2 separate regions of the Homo sapiens genome follow, and region 1 is linked to region 2. Evidence: chromatin contacts called from ENCODE Hi-C data. All regions are on one chromosome and are shown on one strand. The core of a region is the stretch at or near the end of the contact, and the rest is flanking DNA. Distances in the headings are between cores, read along the strand shown.

The links. A loop is a pair of places that touch in the nucleus more often than their neighbours do. Pooled maps may share reads with other maps.
Region 1: a map of CD8-positive, alpha-beta T cell shows a loop between it and region 2 (10-fold over the local background). The contact joins the promoter of LY75 here to the promoter of FLJ46875 in region 2. A Hi-C loop is called at or near these places in 4 of 168 maps with a recorded cell type or tissue (CD4-positive, alpha-beta memory T cell, CD8-positive, alpha-beta T cell and naive thymus-derived CD4-positive, alpha-beta T cell) and 9 of 50 pooled maps.

What each region holds. Positions count from the first base shown.
Region 1 is chr2:159,903,379-159,906,078 of GRCh38, forward strand. LY75 (lymphocyte antigen 75) reads right to left here and starts at 1,378. Exons shown (of 35, transcript NM_002349.4): 1 at 1,211-1,378. The coding sequence starts at 1,304. LY75-CD302 (LY75-CD302 readthrough) reads right to left here and starts at 1,378. Exons shown (of 38, transcript NM_001198760.1): 1 at 1,211-1,378. The coding sequence starts at 1,304. RefSeq lists enhancers at 290-339, 390-439, 660-709, 850-929 and silencers at 1,110-1,569, 1,339-1,580.
Region 2 is chr2:156,340,857-156,343,556 of GRCh38, forward strand. FLJ46875 (a long non-coding RNA gene) reads right to left here and starts at 1,264. Exons shown (of 1, transcript NR_147695.1): 1 at 1-1,264. RefSeq lists enhancers at 169-724, 725-1,278, 2,486-2,545 and silencers at 826-925, 1,466-2,075.

The sequences.
Region 1 (2,700 bases), core at 128-2,627, 3.6 Mb after region 2:
TTGTGGGGCAGGCAGAATAAATTATCAAGGCAATAAAGGATCTTATTTTAAAGGATTCTTTTGGTAGTTCCTAGCACACAGGGTCAAAGGAGAATAGAGAAGTGTGACTCAGAGCAGGGTTCATTTCCAGGTCCTTGCTGTAGATAGGATGATGCCATTCACACTCTGAGAAATCTCTTCCCATCGCTCTCCGAAGGAAGTCTAAACCAGATGGTAACTTAGCTTAGCTGCAAAGAAAATAAGAGCCACCAACAATTTAATGTTTTTCAAACTGCCTGGACAATCTTTTCCTTCCTCATACAGGCACGATAACAGAAGTGGCCGGTGGAGGGTGGCCCATTGAGTGCCCATGATGCAGTCCAACCAAGAAACAAAGTTCTCTGCACACCCCTCGCCCAGGCAAAAAGAGAAAGTAAAAGCAACCGGTTGCTGCCAAGGGGTGTGGTGTGGTGGGGCTGGCACTACCCTGAACATCAATGAAGGCTGTCTGTTTCTGGTCCTGCTTCCGCAGTGAGAGGCAGCAGGTCCCCAAGCAGGCGACCTGCCCTTCACCGTGAGGCTGTCAGCCTTGGGGGAGCGGGGTCATTTGGAGCTGATAAACCAATGAGAAGAAAGGTTTGTTGCTCTAGGCGGTGGGTGAGGGCATCATAGCTGACTCTTGGTCTTGGTCACTTTCGGAGGAGATGGTTTATTTAACCTGACTTCCTTCCTGATGCGCACCGTAGGCGCAGTGAAATCCGGGAATCGTGGGGAATCCTTGGCGCTGTGGGTGGAGGCTCCTCTTGGCCCTGTGGCCAAGGTGACCAAGGGCCGAAGGAAAAGCGAGAACGGGAGGGACGGGACGCAAGAGGGCAGATGGGGAACCCCATACTCCAGCAACATTATATAAGAGAGGCGACGATGGAGCAGCGCACCCGGCCAAAAAAGCCTCCGTGCGCCTACTCTACGGTGCACCGCGTCCCCTCTGCACCAGAAGGGCCCTGTCCTCCCACATCCACCGCGCCCTCCTCCGGGCCCCCGAGGGCACTGGGGCGCTTCCTCTGCCAGACCTCCCCTGCGACTCACTCTTCCGGCTCCAGAGCCCCCCCGCCCCAACAGCAAAGCAGCCGTGACCTGCCCCAGGGGCGCAGCCCTGCCCCAGGCTGGAAGGCAGCAGAGCTGTGGCGTCGAGGCACCCAGCGGACTGCGGGGCTGGCGTGCCCGCGGTTACCTGCGCGGCCAGAGGGCTCCGCGAGATCGAAGAACCAGAAGAGCAGCATGAGGAGCCCCGCCGGGCGGCGAGGGGTCGCCCAGCCTGTCCTCATCCTGAGCTGGCGCAAGCCTTCCGGCCGGGTCCTCGGGCGCACGCGGCTCCCGCCCCGCCTGCTGAGCGCGGCCTGCCCCGCCCGCACCTCTGTCTAGGCCTCTGGGGGCGCCCCGGCCCCGCCCCCGCCGCCCTCGGCCAATCAGACGTGCGTCTCCTCGGCCCCGGGGCGGAGCGGGCCAGGTGTGGGAAATGAACAGGGCTGGGCGCTAGATACCTGCGTGGGGTAGGACCCGCGAGGAAGAGGTACGTGCGGATCGGTGGGAGAGCCAGGCACCAGACAGGCTCCTGCACTGGAGGGTTCGGTCCCCGCCTCTTCATCAGCCAAGCTGGGGAGATGCGGCCCTTACTGGGACTTGGCACCGCCCTGGTGGGTGGGTTCTATCAGTTTAGAACCTTGGCCTCTGCCTGGCGCACTGTGGTCAGGGACGACTTCTCCATTCCAGCCTGGACTGGAAAGGGACCCATGATCTCTTCTACCCCGGAGGAGGAAGTGAGCACCTGCCCTGTGGGTGGCTGCGGCCAAGCCTAAGAATTCAGTCGTCCTTGGCAACGTCTTGGGTATTTTGACAGTGCAAACAAAGGTGGAATAATGGTACACTGCAGTTCTACCCATAGTTGTTAAAGAATTAAAAGCAAGAATTACTAGAATGACCAAACGACACTTCCAAGGATGACTTATGCTTTATAAAAAGTTGACCTTTGCGAGTAAGCTCTTTGCTTAATAATTTAATGATAATAATAATTAGCTGGTAGAAATGTAGAAGTCTGCATGCAGAACCAGAAATTTCATGTCCCACTCACTCTCTTCCTGTGGACACTGCTATCATTATAAAGAGGCCAAATTCTTAATGACCTAAGTTGCTCAAATGTGAATGTTTTATACTTTTAAATCTCGTCTTTGCTGAGCACATAATGTGTACTTGAGGTGGCCTCCATCCTTGTTGCATGAGGATGCAAAGACCTAGGTTGCTCTTCCTGACTCCCACTGCCAAGGTTTCACAGTTGGCTCCCAAACCTGCTCTGTCCTCTCCCCAGGGTCTGGCCTTTCAGTTCCATAGATATAGTGAGCACCTGCCATCACAGGATCTGGGCACGCCATGGAACAGAAGGACAAAAAGACAACATCTCTGCCCTCCCCTGAATACTGGGGAGACTGAGGCACTGTGATGGATAATATTGTCAGCTCGATTGATATGAACGAATGCAAAGTATTGTTCCTGGGTGTGTCTGTGAGGGTGTTGCCAAGGAGATTAACAGTGGACTGGGAGAGGCGGACCAGCCCTCAGTCTGGGTGGGCACCATCTCATCAGCTGCCAGCATGGCTAGAATAAAAGCAGGCAGAAGTTGGAAGGACTTGACTGGCTGAGTCTCCTGGCCTTCACCTTTCTCCCGTG
Region 2 (2,700 bases), core at 14-2,513:
CTGGAAGTCATATTTTCCATTTCTCCATACTTCATCTATTAATCAGTTGACTGGCAATTTCCGACACCAGTTTTGCTAAACTTTATAAATTTTGCTTCCTCCAGAGGTAGGAGGGGGAAGGAGATGGGCAATACAGAAACAGATTTTACAGCCAGAATATGACAGGGCCCCTTAAACTACAAATAGATGTAGAATTTTAAATGTAGCTCTGTAGTTCAATTTATACCACAGAAATTGCGAGATGCTATCTTCCTGTTGTTATAACGTATCAGGTCAAGGGATATAAATTGTACCAGGTAATTCATTTTGCTGTTCAGAGAGTCATTAAGTTCCTCCCAGAATATATGTGATTGATATCCCTGGAGGTGAAAGGCTAAAGGAACCATATGGCAACATGTTGCATTCCGTATGCTATCTGCCCATCCGTGCTTAAGCTGTCATTAGCAACATCTGTACCTTACGGAAATCCAGCTGCGCCGACGACGGCTGACGGAATTGTACTTGGGGGGAAAATCTAGCTTAGCGCCATTAACTTGAGACTTAGAGTCTATCTACCAGGACGGATGGAAGCTTTCACAATTAGACGAGACGACACGAATGCTTTATTAAAGTTTAATTTTGAACTCCCAATTAGCGAAAGTGCATTACAAATCGATTGCAATTTCCTAGAAGGTGCAGCAAGTTCTCTGCCTGCCTGCCACGTGCGAGACGCTCCACAGCGAGCTTCCCCAGCTCCGGGCAGCAGAAAGGGGATGGTTCAGAGCCGATCTCCGCATCCCAGGAAGTCCCTAAAATCCGCGCCAGCCCCTCCTCCCGCAGGGCGGGGGCGTCCACGGCGCGAACCCGCCAGAGGTGTAGGGGGAAGTGTGGGGGGCTGGTCCGCAGCCTTCGAGGGGTGGGGCGACAGGAGCGAGCGGCCGGGGGAGGAGAAAAAGGCGGGCGGCGGGAGAGGGGGCCTCTATTATCTCGGCTTCTCGGGAGGAGCCTCATCTAGTCAGTCACGCAGAAGTTTCTCTTTCGCTCTTCGCGCTACACACCCAGATTGGCTTCCAGCGCGCAGGCGAGTGGGGCGAAGGAGGGGGGACAGGAGTCCCGGAAGGGCCGTCCGGCGTTCACACCCACCCCTGTTCCGCTCCTCCCGCCCCAAACAAAGTCCCCCGACTCTAGGTCCAGGATACGTTACCTGCCCGGCGCTCCCGGCCCCTCGGTCACCGCATCCCCCGCTGGGCGCGCCTGGTACGGGTCCCGCTCCCCGGGGCTCACAAAGTGGTCGCCCCTGGCTGGGCGGCTGGGTAGATGCCCCTCTCTGGACATGTTGGGGCGGTTTTTGGGGTGGAGGGAACGCGGGAAGTGAAAGCGGAGGCTGGGACAAGGGGAACTTACTGATAAAATGGAAAAAAAAAAAGCCCACAGGGCCCAGGTCCTGGCCGGGGGCGAAAGAGGCCTGTTACCTTTCGGGGGGTCGCGGCCGACCAAGAAGGGAGCCGGGGAGTCGCCCGCCCCCCTCCCCCGGCCCCCGGCCCCCGGCCCCCGGCGGCTGCGGCAGCTGCACACAGAAGCCCATTGTCGCCGGCGTCCGGCGCGCAGCCCCGCGGACTCGGCCCCGCGGCCAAGCGCGTCAGCGGCCCCGTCAGCCGGGCCGGGCTCCGTGACGCGCGCGCAGCCCGCGCTATAAATAACCTGCCGCCGGGCGGCTCGGGCGGCTTTCCAGTGACGCTGGGGCGGAGGCGCGGTAGGAGGAGGGCGAAAGGAAACAATAAAACCGCCCGGCAGCCTCCCAAGTCTCCCTCCTCCCTTCCCAGGCCGCCCGCGGCCCTTCGCGTCGAGCTCCTTTTTCCCCGCCCCGGCCCGCCCTGCGGGGAGCGCGGTTCGCGGGTGGGAAGGAGCCCGGCGTGCTGGCGTCCCCGAGTGCTGCCGGGGCCCCGGGGCGGGAGGGGGTTTTTCCCGCACCCTGGGATGGCGAGGAGGGAACTTGGCGACAAGTTTAGTGAGGGGATCGCTGTGTTCCTTTCTAGTCCAGTTAAAATGACCCGAGCTTTTCCCGCTCCCTCACACACCTATTCTAGTACAGGTCGGATGTGTTTTTGGGGTAGTAAGTCCTCAACCGAAAACAAAAGCGAAAAACCTGTCGTCTTCAACGTAAGCATTATCTAGGTTTTTGTGGGGCCAGGCTTGCATTAGTGTTTTCATTCGGGGGGTTGTATTATAGAAAGGGTGCCCCGTAGTAGCAGCGTGAGGAAGGGTTCCAGGACCCAGGCTGTCAGCTCCGGTGCATTTACAGGTCTTTTTGCCGTAGAATTTAGCATAGGCCTGAAACATGGCATAAATGAACTTTCTAAAAGTCTATAATCTCAACGTTAAAGAGCTTACTTTTTAACTCTGGACTTTAATAAAGGCTCCCACTTTAAAAGGGGCTTTCTCTATAGGAAAGTATTAATATTTTTGTGGAGACTCTCACTGCTACCTTCCATACTCAGGCAATTCTGTCACACACCCTGACACTTGTCCTACTCATTAAGGTACCCACATACAACTGGAGGTAATCTGTTTTCTTGGACCAACAATTAATAGACTATAAAACTGTATTTCGTCTTGAGCAAAATGTCTCAGCTATGAACATGTTTTCTGAGGTTCTGATATAGACATAGATAAAAATTTGCAGATGCAAGCAAGGTGTTGCAGTGACTTGGCATGGTTAGA